2 separate regions of the Homo sapiens genome follow, and region 1 is linked to region 2. Evidence: read pairs that join two places in POLR2A ChIA-PET (ENCODE). Cell type or tissue: A673. All regions are shown on one strand.

Region 1 (8,000 bases), 320 kb after region 2:
AAATTCTAAGGTTCTGTTGGAATGATTCCCACAATAGAATCTTGATTGGTAAAATATGGAAGCCTTTCATTCTTATCCTGCTTTATTAGAGAAACCATCTGCATTAACAAAAGATGCATCTACTCAATGGAGCAGTTTCTGAGAGGTCCCTGGTCACTGTGAGCCTTATAGTTACAGGATTAATTGTTGCTGGGAGACTAGTGTGTTTCCCGCTGCCTCTTCCCTGGGCTGCCCTTAACGCGGCTCTTCCGGCCCCTAGTGGCACCTCTGCCTTCAGGGTGCATGTCCCTGCACCTCGCATGGCCAGGCCTGCCTGGATGGTTGTGACTCCTCAGGTTGTATTACAGGCTATGCCAGCTACTGATCATTTGTTTTTGTTTACCTTGTGTTTTTGTTTCTCCTGGCTAGTGGGTGGGCTTCATCTGCTGATGTGAGTACTATTCTAGGTACTGGGCCTAGTGAAGGAGAAGACAAACACCCCAGCTTTCGTGAAGCTCTTCTCTGTTGCGGTTTTCTAACCTGCTTTTCAGAGGTGTGAAATTGCAGGTAACCCCTAGTTGCCACTTTATCCGGGGAACATTGGCATCTGAACGCCAATTGAGTGTGTAGGTATTTTAAGCTGTCTGCATTGTATTCCCATCAAAGTCCACTCTTTTGTACAAACCGTGTTCGTGTGTGGCTTTGCAGGATTGCAGCCTGTGGGAGGAGCAAACGTTGACCCGCTCTTGGCTGCAGGTTCTCTGTGTCTGCGTGCCATGAAGGCTCCTGGAGGTTGAGACGACTTTGGCACACTTGGGGGATCTGCTCTTCCACCACCCCCCTCTCCCATTCTTTTTTCTTTTTCTTTCTTTCTTTTTTTCTTTTTTTTTAGATGGAGTCTCGCTCTGTCACCAGGCTGGAGGGCAGTGGCGCAATCTCTGTTCAATGCAACCTCCGCCTCCTGGGTTCTAGTGATTCTCCTGCCTCAGCCTCCCCAGTAGCTGGGACTACAGGCACTCGCCACCACGCCTGGCTAATGTTTGTATTTTTAGTAGTATTTATTCAGCATGTTGGCCAGGACGGTCTCGATCTCTTGACCTCGTGATCCACCCGCCTCGGCCTCCCAAAGTGCTGGGATTACAGGCATGAGCCACCATGCCCAGCCCTTTTTTTTTTCTCTCTCTTTTTTTCAAAAGATGCCCTGCTTACACACTGATCTCTTAAAAGTGCATGCCTGAGTCATAGTGAAAGTGGAGCCTGGCCTGTGGAAGATTTTTTAAAGCTTTGAATGGATAAGACTAAAATCCACCATTGAATGCCTCTGGTCTTAAAGCACTTGTATTTGAAGAATGCTTTTGGCCTCCTACCTAATCAGACTTCTGACTACCCCCCATCCCCCCAACTACACAAATCACACTGTTCTGTTTCTCTCCCCCATACTAATTTCAGAAATCGGGTTTCTCATTCTGTACATTAGCATCTTTGTAGAATAATCCAGATATCATATATACAGTATAATCAAAAATGACTCGTGGGCCTCTAAAACTAGAGCTAATTCAAGCTGCAAAGTTCCATTCTCCCTATTTTTAAATGTTTATATGAAGGAGGTATTTAGCACTGAAAGTTGCTATTTGTGGTGTATATTCTTTGGCCCAGAAATAATTCTAAGTATCTGAGTTAACCAGAAATACACATAAAAATGCATTTATGAGTATGTTAATTGTGGTATTCATGATAGGAAGGAAAAGGGAAGCAGCCCAGACAGCTGCAGGGAATTTGGTTAGGCGAATCGTAATACAGCCATAGGGCAGAGGAAAGATTGTTTTGAAATTAACTGATAGGACATTTATGCCATGGTAAATGAATAAAGCAAGGTGTAACAGTGATTTGTTAGAATCCTTTTTGGTAAAAACATTCTTAAACACGAGAAGCCGTTCAGACACATGGAGCTGCTTGTTGTAAGAAGTGAGTCTTGCTAGGATTCAGAGGCGGAGGTGCTTGTGCAGCGTGGGTATGACATGGGGCATTCGCATCTCCACAGTACAGAGAATGGTCATCTTGGAAGTGAAGTGCCCGTGTAGCTTTAGCTTCACATTTCTAACGCTTTCTGTATTTTGGTGTAATTATTTTACTGTATTTTGGTGCTCAGATCAAATGCCACTCTGGGACAGTGCTGACAGACTAGTCTTGAGTCTCTTAGCCTTTACATTATTTTTTTTGTTAATGGAAATAGTGGATTTTTTTAAAAAATCAGGATTGTTTTAATTGTATGTAAATTTAAGAATTGTCTTAGTATTAAAAAAAAATCTGCTGAATTTGAAAATGGAGTTTGGAATTGTTTCCAGGTTATATAACCACTTCATGTCTTCTAAATGTCCAGAAAATTAGAATTTTTGCCATCAAGTAAATCTATAATAGGCATCTGAAATTCCATGACCTTAAAATCTGCACATGTCAAGAAATCTTTTTGATTGTGGAAAAGTTTTTCAGTTGTGTGCTAAGCTCATTAGTGACCTGTCGATTTTTTTTTATGTGATTGTTTAAAGTGTTCAGTGCTCACACAAAATAATGTAAACTGTGTGTCTGAACACTTATCTTGTTACAGACAAAGGAATCTGAAATAGTCTTTGTTTTCTGTGCAGCTCAAAGCTTGGATTCTGCCGTGCCACTCACGAATGGCGACACAGAAGACGATGCTGACAAAATGCACGTTGATAGGGAGTTTGCTGTTGTAACAGGTGGGAGTGGACAGTTTCCTGTTAGCTGCAACAACAATCCAATGGTTGAAGACACCAAACAGCAGGAGAGTGGTTCTGTTGGACCAAAAGAAATAGAAATATATACTGTGTCAGCAATGCAGACCCCCTGTCGTTGCAGGAATCAGTATGCATATTATTTCTAACATAAGTTTTTCTCAGATGTTTTGCACTTTGTTGTCCAGTGTCTTTTTAAAAATGTTATACTATAATTTGCATATCTTGGGCAAGTTTGTAGATACAAGAAGTGTTTTGGGTATATTCTGTGGACATGAAAAATGTAAGTGCAATCTTTATTCTGATTTGAAGCTATTGCTTAATGTGCCTTGCTTATTTTTAATGAGGTTTGCATTTTTAATTTTCTGACATATGGCCTTTGGGTGAATATACCGAACATGCTACAGTTAATATTTTCAAACCAATATACCACAAAGAGGACGACTAGCAGTAAACACTGAGAAACTAGTAAATGTGGTTCTGACTCAGCCCAGTCACTCCAGCATGGAATCTTTTACCCAGGACTTGGTTGCTCTGGTTTCTGTGGTCTTCATTCTGAGTCTGTTAAAATGGTAAACACTGTGTTTCACAACACACATTTTATACATTAATGTTTTTAGTATATTAAAACAGTATTCCTGTTTCCAATTTTTAAGAAGCAGAAGCAGCTCAGTTCTTATAGCATTTAGAATATCTAAAATGATTTGTCCATTTAGCTATTGCTTTTTTATTCAGGTGACTACAAAAACATTTTTAGCCATTCTCTTAACATGTATGAATATTTAGAAGTAGATTTTTTTTAAGTTTATTATGTCTTTATGCAAATTCTTCACTGGGGATGAAAAAAAGAAGAGTATGTATATTGTTTCCCAAACCCACATGAAAAAAATCATTTGTGTTCACTAAACTTAAAAGAAAATGTGTTCATCTTTCTGGAAGCTACAGAATTGCTGTGGTCACCTTCTTCCCAGTAGAGAAATTCAGATCAGTTAGTATATTTAAAATAATAGGTTTTCTGTAGTCAGGGGCTATTTGACCTTAGCTAAAGATCCATAACAAAACTCAAATCCTGCTTTTTTTAAAAGTGACCTTGCTACCTTCTTTTGAATAGGCAGAAGTGGCCACCTTTTATTCCTCAGACATTAGTTATTTGTTAAACTTTATCCAAGCTGGAACATACTTTTGAAAAACCCAGCCCATCCCGTCTACCAGATGCCGAGTCCATACACCCTGTGTTTCCCATCATTTGATTTATGACACTCTGACTGAGTAAGCAATGTGTTAAATCACTAGAGATTACTCGAGGCTTTCCTTGTGGGACATGGCACTCCACGTCCACTGGAAGCTTGAGGGAGCTGCCTTCACAGTCCTTTGAGAATCAGACCAAAAGTCAGGCTGCTCTCCTTTAAACACTTGAGTAACTTCAAATTTTTGTTCTGCCAAAATTATTTCCAAGAATTCTACATTTTTGAACAACTGTGTACAGCTATCTTTGCATTTTAAATGCCCCTAGTTTGAGACTCGGGAGGGTCAAGTGTCCCCACCCCTGGAAAGGGCTCGGATAGGAGGGTGCTTGCTTCTAAATCCTGATCTTCTCTATGGGGTTGGCTGGAAGAGAAGTAGGATCTTGTCTGAAACCTCATCCCCAGCATTGTGTTTGGATGTTCGTGGGATCCGAGGGCTGGCCGGGCAGACAGAAGGGAAGTGCGGGTCTTGGCTGGCAGCTGGGAGCAGAGGAAGGGAGAGCGTTGGAGGTCGTGATGTGCGTGCTCTGCCTCAGTAGGTCTGAGGTGCCCACTGTTGTTATGCTTAGTTTTATTAGATTCTCTGTAACAACATGAGCTTACCAACCAGCCTTGATTTTGAGATTAAATAATTGAACAGATTAACTGGGCACTGAAGTAAAATTCTACCTACTTTATTCTCTTAGTAAAAACTATACACACAATAAACAACTGTCAAGGTTGCCATCATATTTGAGTTTTGTCACCTAGGAAAACATTGTTTATACTTTGTTTTTGAAAAAATTCATATGAATTTCCCCTGGGAATAACTTGTTTTATTTCAGTTTTTATTTTCTATTGAAACACTTGTTTTCTAGTCTAGGATTTTAGCCAAATAGAAAAGCTATCATTTAATTTGGGGGAAAAAAAATCTATTGTCCTGTGAAGAATTTATAGCAATTATTAAACTATGTTGCTTAAATATAAAAAAAAAGGATGATTAATGGAATATTTAGATAATGTTTCCATTCACTGAAGAAGCCGTGATCCTTTATTGGCAGGAAGACTTGCAGGACATATCAGAAGCCTCTGTCAGAGGTTTACAGGAGGTGAGATGGAGGGGAAGCCCTCTATGGGAAGAGTCCCATGGTGTGTGACATGTTAGGGTAATCGGATGTATTTAAGCTGCGTCCTCATTCTAAAAGTTATTAGAACTGAGCTCTTCTAGATTTAATAACATGCTTTGCTTTGGTAGTGAAGAACATTGAGATAAAATCTAGTATTACCGAGTTAGAGATAATTTTAGATCATCCCTTATACTGTTACGTGAATTCCTGTGAACATGAATATTACTGATTCTCAAGTTCCAGTATACAGAAGAATAACTTGTCATTGCCTGTCCTGGTGTACCCAGATGTTCCATGATGGACGTTTTATCCCATAAGACGTCTCCCTCCTGATAGATGTCTGTATATGCAGATTAAACTACCAACATTTTTTCCAGCAAAGGTGGTTTTTGAAAGTAACCTAATGAAACCCTGGCTGCCATGGTCATTTTAATTGCTGGACTGAGAAGAAGCGACTCTGCGTTGTGCTGTTGGCCCAGGCCTGCATGCCTGAGGACTGTTGGCCGTTACAGTTCCTTGCTGTGGTCGCCGGTCTCTCTGTATTCTGCCACTGCTCTCATGTGGCATTTGGCAGAAGTACTACGTAGATTTCTGTGCTACTGAAAAAAATAAAAACAGTGGTTCCTTTTAATAGCCCTGATTTGAGACTTAGGAGAGGGTCAAGAGTCCCTACCTGATTTATGAGGAGAGAAGATTTTTTAAAAACCTCATGTGATGCTGTCATACATAGTTCAAAGAGCTTCCTTAATTCACTTCATTTACCTTTTTTTCCATTTTCGCTTGAGAACTAGAGAAGTTTGTGTTCTGTTGGAACCCTCTGTAGAACACTTTACACTCAGTTCTGATGGACCTTTTCAGGGGCGATTTTTTAAAAACCGCTCTCGAAAGTAGTCTTAAAATGAGAGCACTTTATTGATGGCTTTTCAGGACTGTGTTGGTATTTTTCATGCAGTGTATTTGTCAGCTTACATTTTTCAGTTGAGCTACCTGATGCTACTGACACACACATGATTTTCCTATCTTACCAGGCAAATACTACTGTTAACGTTTTAATAGTAAGTCTACTTATGCACATTGATTTTACTTTGAAAAAAGAACTGGTTTAAAAGGAAAAAAAAGAAACTAAAATTCTTTAAAATTGTAATGGCAGTGAAGCATTTTATAGTTTCTCCTCCCTCATTGGTTCTGAATTTTGGTGACAGGTGTATTTCTTAATGCAGATATGAAAAACAGTAGCTCCGTATCGAATACATTGACAAATGGATGTGTCATCAATGGACATTTGGACTTCCCCTCCACGACCCCGCTCAGTGGGATGGAAAGCAGGAATGGCCAGTGCTTGACAGGAACTAACGGAATTAGCAGTGGATTAGCCCCAGGACAGCCGTTTCCGAGTAGCCAGGGTTCTCTCTGCATTAGTGGGACTGAGGAGCCAGAGAAGACCCTGAGAGCTAACCCTGAGTTGTGCGGTTCTCTGCACCTGAACGGGAGTCCAAGTAGCTGCATAGCCAGTAGGCCTTCCTGGGTGGAAGACATTGGGGATAACCTGTACTATGGACACTACCACGGGTTTGGGGACACTGCTGAAAGCATCCCAGAACTGAACAGTGTGGTCGAGCATTCCAAGTCCGTGAAGGTGCAGGAGCGGTACGACAGTGCCGTGCTGGGCACCATGCACCTGCACCACGGCTCCTAGAGACGCTGACCTGGCTCTCGGAAACGCAGGAGTCCTTCCTGGTAGCCAGCTCAGAATACCCATGTAGCAGCAACTTGAACGAATGTCACAACTTGTACGTTTTTTATATACTTCAACTTTCTGAAAAAGTAAACTTCGACAAGTTCCCAGCAACTGCTTGTTTGTGCATGAGTAGGGCTTACTAAGTGCATAGATGTTTCTACAGTGAGGTGTCCTTTTTATAAGGTGCACTTTTGGAGTTTTTCTGATGCCAATCTCAACATTGTCTTTTTAATACTGTCACCAGATATTGCCATTTTTCTTTTTGTTAAAAGATTATATGATCAAGATAAATTGGGGTGGTAAATCAGGTGCCTGGTAATTTATCTCTTTGCACATGGGCATCATTTTAAAAAGCTTGCTTCCACTCTTTTCTGTAGAATTTGACGGAACACAGCTATTTCCCTATGCAAGGTACAGCCTTACAAAGATTTCTGCAGTGATTTGTGTGAAGAAGAGAACGTTTGTCTTTTTCAATGAAGCTTTGCAGATCACCATGTGGTTGAAGGTTTTAGTTGTGGACACAGTGGTCCCTCCTTAATGATGAAGATCACTGCCTTGGGCTTCATGGAAAACAGGCCCAGCCTGGGGCTGCGTTTGGATTTATTGTTTTTATTCCACACTTCCTACTTGGTCTCTGGAAGTTTTACCACATGTAACAGATTCCTTTATATGTAGTGGAAATCACTATTTGTAGAAACTGTCAGGTCAAAATATTTAACTGACTGTTGACATGTATTTTCTTTTTTCCTTGTTTTTGTTTTTTGGGGTTTTCTGCTTTAAGATATATACCACTATGTATATCCAGTTAACTGAGAGAATTTTGACTCTCTTAATAAAACTGCATTAAGTTTTTGATTTTGTAGAAATTAGCTTTTGTCTAGGCAACTAGTGGTTATACTCTGCAAATATTGTAATGAATTTTTACTTTTTTGATTTTTGTAATAAAAATTGGTGCAGATAAAATGTCAAATGAACAAACCAGTGTTCTAAGAGTGTTACTAACATTTTGTTCTAAAACTGTCCTTCACAAATTGAATAAAAAACTCTCACACTCAGTGTGTCCCTGGGGTTTCTCTCTGGGCTTGGGGGCCGGCGGGGTGTGGATATCTGTGGAAGGAATGGGAAGGGAAGAGAAGTTTACTATTGTTTCATTTTGCTTATAAGATTTTACTTGACTCTT
Region 2 (8,000 bases):
ACTCTGAGGCATGGATGAATATGAGTTTGCAGGCAGATTCCCCCATGTGGTCAGGACACATGAATATGCCACTTCTGTACATCACCTGTTGCAGTATTTCTTGTATTAAATTCCAGTGATCCACTCTAAATGTATGTCCTTTTCAATGTCATCCATAACTTTAGATAAGTGATTTTCTTTTTTTTTCTTTTTCTTTTTTTTTTTTTTTAGATGGAGTCTCGCTCTGTCGCCCAGGCTGGAGTGCAGTGGCGCGATCTCGGCTCACTGCAAGCTCCGCCTCCCGGGTTCACGCCATTCTCCTGCCTCAGCCTCCCGAGTAGCTGGGACTACAGGTGCCCGCCACCACGCCTGGCTAATTTTTTTGTATTTTTAGTTGAGACGGGGTTTCACCGTGTTAGCCAGGATGGTCTCGATCTCCTGACCTCGTGATCCGCCCGCCTCGGCCTCCCAAAGTGCTGGGATTACAGGCATGAGCCACCACACCCGGCTGTGATTTTCTTATTGTTTGTTCATATTAAAAGGATCATTTTTAGATTGTAGAGACAGAGAAGGCATTAAATAATGTGACAATTTTCATTAGTTACATCCATCTTCATAATCCTGCCATTTAAATTTTTGTTTCCTCGATGCTTTCATCTGAACAGTCCTTTAAACCTCAGAAGTCAAGCTGTGAACACGCAGCCACAGCCACACCTCTGCCTGGGGTCTGCCCCTGCTCCCAGGGATGGGGGCCAGTGCCTCTCGCCGGGGCATCAGCATCAGCAGCAGCAGCATCAGCTTCCAGACAGCAGTCAGAGCACACATGCGCTGGGAGGCAGCACCAAGGACAGTCCCTGCACCACCGATGAAGCCTCCGGGAGCCAGGAACTGCAGCCCCAAAGCATGCATAACCCCCGTCTCTCCTCAATGTGCAGTGAGGCAAGTACACCCCCCCCTCTGAAGGGCCAGACGAAGCTGAGAAGCGACCCCGACAAAATCAACTCAGGAGGTTTCTGTTTGAAAAGGACACGGCACTTTCCCCCACAAACCTGATATTTAACATCCGTGAAGGTAAATAGGAAAAAAAAATTACTCTAATAAGACCAAAAAAGCAACTAAAAAGTTCCTTCCTTTTGAGCCACACAGAAATCCAAGAAAGAGCTCCTCAGGGCTCATGGAGCATTTCCTCCGGGGACCTTGGCATCATGGACAACATGCACCTTCCCTCAGAGGACCTGTCTGAACAACTCCTGTCTTCGCTGTGGCCCATGAGAGGGGCACACCATGTCCCCAAAACCTCCTCTCCACTTCAGTACTAATGGGGGCTAGGACCACACACACCATGTACCTGGGTGCCACAGCCCTCAGGAGCCCTGGACAGGTAGTGTGGACTTTACAGGCCAATCCACGAGCCACTCCCTTATCATGGTCACAGCTCAAAACTTCTGCCCACTAGATACAAATTTTAACCAGCATACACTCAGTAAAAACTGAGAGAAAGGTGCTTCTAGCTCCAACACAGCCCATGAGCCTTCCCATAAGAACTAGACACTTTTCTCCTGCTATACGTTCAGGTGAGAAATCTCTCCACCCACAGAAAGGAAAACACCTGATATATACCAGAACATTTAAAGAAGATTCTATTCTAACAAGGCAAATAAAATATCACAGCAAAAGGAACAATCAAAACGTAATGCAACAAAAGCTTATTTTTTAAATTCAGTAATGCTCCCCTGGCTTTGGTAAAACAAGAAAACCAAAGGTGTCAGCCCGTATGTCTTCCCACCCCCTCGAGTTCAATAAAAAAGAGTCTTACCTGCTGTTACTTTATTTAGAGTCACTAAGGAACTGAGGACCTTGTTAAAATTCTGCCCCTGATACAAATCATTTGCATCAAACGTCTGAAAGGAAAAATTAAACAAGCAAAATTAGTAGAGTCTTATGTTGGGTGCAGGATGAACTAAGTTCTCCCAGCAACGCGACGATGCTCAGCCTGAAATCCTAAGGAGACCGCACAACCTGCGACAGGGAGACCAGCACGCTCAGTCTCTCAGTCCTGAGGTAAGAACCCAATCAAAATTCTCCTACTTAGGTGCAGGGTCCCCCCTCGGCATTAGGCCAATTCCCTACCCAACACCCGCCCCTGCCCCTCTGGAGTGTGAGCTCATTCACGGGGGCGGGGCGGGGTGGGGGGGTGGGCTGCTGGCATTCAGCAAGCAAGCACGGTGCTTGCGCAATCCTCCTCTCCTTAGATTAACACAGAGGCCCCAGGCAAGGCGTGCTACAGATGTTCTTTCCTAGCCACAGAAAATAAGGGAAAATGACAGTCGATTCCAAAGCTAACAGCAGCAAAAGAAAATGCGGACATCAGAGAGCAGAGTGGATGTGAGGGTAAAAGGAGGACAGACAGGAGAAGCAGATCCCAGATAGGAAAGGGGCAGGGACAAGAGACCACCACCCTCAGAGCTCTGAGGCCAGAACCAGGCAAGCCCACAACCGCATCCCCTCCAGTCCAGGGCTATCTAGAGCCCTGGGACCACGATGGAGCTGGTCACATTGCCACTGGCAGGCACTTCCCACCACCATCCTGGAGCTTGGAAAGGTAAAGCACATTGGTTTGCCTAGGTATGTGGCAACTAGTGTCTAGAACGCGTGTGCACACACACAGCCATGTCAAAACAAACAGAGCTCTCATCTCAGATACTGCCCAAAGACTACATATGGCTTCTGATCACCAAATAACCTCAAGCAAAGATAAACAGTCAAATCGTCCACAACTATGTTCCAGAAAAATTAAGAAAAAAATTCTTTCAGAGGTGCCAATAACAGAAAGATACATTTAAAAACCAAAACGTGTATCCTGTTGCCATATGTTCTAACTGAGATTACCGGAAATAAGCATCAGTGGACAAGGGCCCCACCTTCTCTCCAGGGCTGTCGTCTCCTCCTGTCAGTCCTGCCCTCTCCCCACACCTCTAGCAGACCCTGCCAGAAGCCCCACTTCTTCCTCTTCCTGCCTTCGGTCCCTTCCCTTTCCTGGCTAATCCTTATTCATCTTGCTTCCTGACACAGCCCTGCCTTGACAGCCTGGCTGCCCCCACCACACCCGGTCAGGTCCCCAGCCAGGCTCCCCCAGAACACGTGTCATGATAGTTTGATGGTGGATGTCTACAGGCCTCCCTAGACTAAAAATCTGCAGTGGCAGATTGTACATCTCCCAACACCCAGCACAGGGGCCGGTGCACAGTGAAAAGGCATCCGAATGGAGACGTGCACCAGCATCCAACCAGCCACCCACCCTGCAGGCACCGCATGCTGCTGTAATGAAGCTCACGCCAAGAGAAGCTAAGAAAAGTGACACCAAATGTGAAAAAGTCCTGCTGTATTATTCAAAATTCATCTGCAGCTAAAGGCCTTCTGTCTATAATTTTCCAAATAAGTAAAAATAGTCATGAGATGTTTAAACATAAATAAAGAAGAACCAGACTTTGAAAAACTACCTCAAGAGAAAAACCCACCAAATCACTAAAAGAGTCAAGAAAGGAGCTGAAAACCAGAGGTCACTTTCTTAAAGTTCACAAGGAAATATCAGATGGAACCACAAAACGTAAAAGGAAAGCTGTGAACACATCTAAGCATTCTATGTGCTTACCGATGCCATTTCTAACAAAAGGCACAAAATATAACTGATTTCATGAAGCTAAATCCTTCCTTTAAAAAACAGTCCTTAGAACAGATAGTCTTTAGAATCATCTTTCATACAGAATACATTTGTTGTAATATTTATTATTTAAGAAGAAATCCCAACTCAAATGAGAGCAGCATCTAGGCTGACATAACCACCTATAACAAATACGGGTTAAGCTGCATTTTTTAAAAGGAATTAAATAGGCCTCAGCTTCCTTATATGCAAAACATAAAATTTCTCTTCATCATAACATTTTTAAATAGGAGATCTGAATGTCTTTCAGCTCTACAGATCTAATCTTAGTGCTCTGAAAATTCAAGTCATTTTTTATTTTGTCAATTTTGTATACTACAAAAAGAAATACATACATAAATTTCTACTAACCTTCATAGTGGCAAGGCAGCAAGTCACAAAACCCAGAATAACAGGATGTGAAAAATGTGAAGTTTCCTGTTATTCCAGAACTATATATCTTTCTTACTTGGATACCCAGGAAGCATCTGATTGGCTGAAACTGCCCACCAATGGGCTTCAATATGACATCAGAGTTTAAGTGAATACACACACCACACTTCTCAACAGGAAGCTAGACAATGAGATGAGGCAAATCCTTACCCCTGAGAGGGGGAAAATGCACATTCTCAGCCAACAAAATGTTTCGATTGAAGTGCTTCTCTAGAGAAAGATAACAGACTATTTCCTAAAATAGAAATCTATTCAACAAAAAACAGAAACAGAAAAATCTGAGTACAGAGAAATTTTGTACTATGGGAATAATAGGGAAGTCTCAAAACTTTTATAGAAATCTCTCTGCAAAAAGTAAATCAGTGTGTATGTAAGAATTACCATGACATTTAGCACACTAAATTGTTCCCTAGGGTTATTAAAACAAGTGTCTTAGACGGGATTCATTCATTCCCCACCATGACTTGCTGGGTGCTTTAGCAGTATTTCCACTCTTGGCAATGGCAAGGAGCAGCAGGAGGGAAGGAAGTACAAACCATATTCCATTGTCTCCAGGCCTCCTTTTGGAAGCCTCAGCCTCAGGAGCAGCAATTCTCAGCAGGAGCTACATGTTAAGACCTCCTGGGGGGCTGTAAAAGGGCAGGATACTCCAGCAGTGTTCTGGAGTCCAGAGACTCAAATCAAAATGCCAACCCTCTCCAAGTGACTCCAACACACAGCCAAGCGTGAGAAGCGCTCCTGGTGAGGTAAGGAAGGTCATTAGGAATCCTGCCCAGCTGAAGCCTCAATGCCAGCACAGGCACACTTCCTGCCACCTGCACTACCCCACACAGGCACCATGCTGGGGACAAGGGTGGCTGCACAGACACACTTCGCACCATAATACGCTTTAGGATCTATCCATTTGAAAAAGCGTATTTCAAACACTCACCCTTACTTTTACATTTAAGTGAATTAAATGTGCAATAGAATGATCCGATACTCCCAAAATGAAATCATCCTACCAGTTTTCCACCAGAAAACTAACATTAAAATTCCTTAGCTTATTTTTGGTATTTTGCTCTCAATAGAAACTACATAATCAAATACAATACCAAATCAGGGATAAAAGAAGCCCAGAGTATTCAAACAAGGATAGAAAAATACCTTCTTAAAAGTGGCGGGGAGGGGAGTTCCCATGGTCTAACACTGAACCGCACAACACAATGCGGCACGTTGTGGGAAGGACACGGCGGTGCTGGAAGAAGGAAGAGGGCTGAGACTACGGAGCAGAGCCTCCCTGACCACCTGCTTGCTACAGCCCTGCATTGGGCCCCTTAGACCTCAGACTTCTCATCCTCACCAGGGAAAGGGGAACATGCTTGAGGACAGGAAGCAGCAACTGGAATGCCCCACACTTTCAAAAAGAAAAGGGCACACCAAATCTCACTTATCAAAACAGACCTACAGATAACTCCATTCTGCCAAGGAAAACTCTTACTTTTAAAAATGCAAAATAACCACAAGAAAAAGCCCACTGAACAGAGAGAAGAATCATCTACATGACTTACAGGTCAGCCCTCTCATTTAGAGATAAAATGAAGCCCCAAAGTACAATGACTTTCTCAACTCTATTCTCATAGAGTATGTTTACTGGACCTCGTTTCTCTTGCAGTGCTTTCCAGAAATTGCTTCTTAGGAAGCTGAATTGTAGCTGGCACTGTTTAGGAAAATTATCTTGCCCTCTGTGAAATACACAGGCCATATATAAAGCGATTTGGGCATAAAATAGAATGGCTAGAAGGTGCTAAACTATACAAACCATAGAAGAAAATAGTGAGACGCAGAGAAACTATCTGAGGAAGATTTCTGCAATCGTAGGTCGGAGAACCTCAGCCACAGGAACAAGGGGGACGATGGGGATTTGGACAAACACTGGGGAGAGACTGGAAGGAGCCAACAAGCCTGGGGATCAAGTCCTAGGTTCAGAAGACAATGGCATGGAGGACGACCAAGGGCATGGTTTTTTAATTGAAGGCCGAACTTCATTAATATTTAAGACTGAGGGAAATCCCCCCCGAGCCAAAGAAGAAAAAAATGTCTTCAGTATCTCATCCCCATTGTCTTTACCATGTCTTCACTGAACAAGCAGCTTCTGGGCACCTACAAAAGCCAGACATTAAGTCTGTCCACAATTCTGGGCCATGGAAAACAAGACTGCTCTGGATCAAGAGATTCCAGATGCCAGAAGGGGCCCTGCACTGGACCGTTTTGGATAAACCATCTACAAAGTGTACTTGGGAACACCTGGGGAAATGTAAATACAGACTACGTATCAGATGGTGTTGAGACATCAATACTAACCTTGTCATGTATGACAGACATTACAGTTTTGGCTATGTCAGAACATGGCGTTAATTTTGGAAAGGTCATTTTGAAGGATTTAGCTGGCACCTGCAGGGTGGATAAGTCTCCACACAGCTGTGGGTGTCCCGTTCCTCACCTGGGAAGGGAGAGAAGCTGAATCAGCTAACCTCTAAAGTCACTTCCAGTTGTAAAACTCAAGGATTCCTCTGACACAGTGTATTGTCAAAAAAAAAAAAAGACATGATTTCGAGCAAGGAAGCACCAGGGTCAAGAGAGCTGGCTGAACAGAAAACGAGAGAAAGGTGAAGGTGAGTGGTGAGGAATTCAGCAGCTGGCTACAGGACAATAAGAGAAAAAAAAATGAGTTAAGGCAAGTGGGCATTCATTCCTTTGTACCACAACTGCATCTCCCACACTTGGTTCCAGAGAAAGGAGGCTCGGCTTGGAGATGACCGGGAGGAAAATGAAGGATGCAGCAGGGAGGGCACTGGGCTCTCCCCAGAGAGGCCGCAGCCCAAGGCTGGTAAGGACCCCTCCCATCTAGGGGCCGAGAGAGGTGATGTCCACAGACACAGAAAGATGGTAGGGAAAAGTCGCCCTAGGTGTTGAGGAAGAGGAGGAGGAGTCACCGAGTAGTCCACGGCGGCAGAAAGCAAGTACCCGTAACATGAGTCAGAAAGGGCTTCACAGAGTGGGTGACAACTGTATGTGCTCCCAATGGAGGCACAGACTTTGGAGCAGAAAAAAGGAAGAGGGGTGAGCCCATGCAAATGTGGACCTAAGGCCACCATCTGTAACAGGCATATCAGGAGGTCACTGTCTGGTGCCCGTTCCCCACTGCTGTCCAGTCTCTAGGCCCAGGCTGATTGTTCCTGGGCACCCAGCACTCCAACTCCTAACCCCACAGAAGAAACTGAAGCCAAAGATGCTGGAACCAGTCATCAAAGGCTCTACAATCTGGCCCAGACTCAACTTCCAGCCTTAATTTTTGCCATGCCTCCAAAGGAATTCTATTTTAGCATATTCCTCATTTTATGGTTACACCAAAGCAGCCACATTTATTATTAAGTTTACCTCCTGAACTAACACCTGACAAAAGGAGGACTCATTTGGACATGAGGAAGATGGGGCTCGGCTGGTCACCAGCAAGCATCTGGCAGGCTAAGGCCCTTAGGGTAACCTTACAAGTATGCACAGGCAACATCAGGGAGCTTATAGTCACCTGTGCTCCCAAATATGAAAACCTCTGACCAGAGGACGACTACTAGCAGAAATATCCACAGTGGTTTCCAGGACAGCTTCAATCAAAAAGAGTATTATTCTAAAATAAAAAGGCTTCAGCAGACAAAAGTTCTAAGAGCTGATATTGACCCAAACTTAAATTTTCACATTCAGTACACTATGTTCCAACTTCCTCTGCCTCTCTAACCCAGGCTCACTGCAGCAGACAGTATGGCTGCTTTCATTCACTCCCCCTGCCCTTCGAGGAGGAGTCTACATCCAGCCCAGTGATGCCCATCAG

Evidence for each region. ChIA-PET counts read pairs that join two places held together with the same protein. Peaks named below come from ENCODE experiments on the same cell type or tissue, not always from the same donor. Only the 100,000 strongest peaks of a DNase experiment are listed, where the experiment ranks them.
Region 1: POLR2A ChIA-PET joins it to region 2 with 16 read pairs; 2 of 35 experiments call an interaction of 5 or more read pairs at or near these places.

Annotation. Positions count from the first base shown.
Region 1 is chr13:110,878,415-110,886,414 of GRCh38, reverse strand. ANKRD10 (ankyrin repeat domain 10) reads left to right here. Exons shown (of 6, transcript NM_017664.4): 5 at 2,622-2,717; 6 at 6,303-7,875. The coding sequence ends at 6,778. Among named protein-coding and RNA genes, the nearest start is that of PRECSIT, 12 kb to the right of the region's middle. In A673, no CTCF peak of the experiment used is centred here; no DNase peak of the experiment used is centred here.
Region 2 is chr13:111,199,169-111,207,168 of GRCh38, reverse strand. It overlaps ARHGEF7 (Rho guanine nucleotide exchange factor 7), which reads right to left. Exons shown (of 22, transcript NM_001354046.2): 3 at 1,796-1,880. Among named protein-coding and RNA genes, the nearest start is that of ARHGEF7-AS1, 55 kb to the right of the region's middle. RefSeq lists enhancers at 304-803, 804-1,305, 4,424-4,473. In A673, no CTCF peak of the experiment used is centred here; DNase peaks (open chromatin) are centred at 4,248 and 4,678; H3K27ac peaks cover 2,128 bases.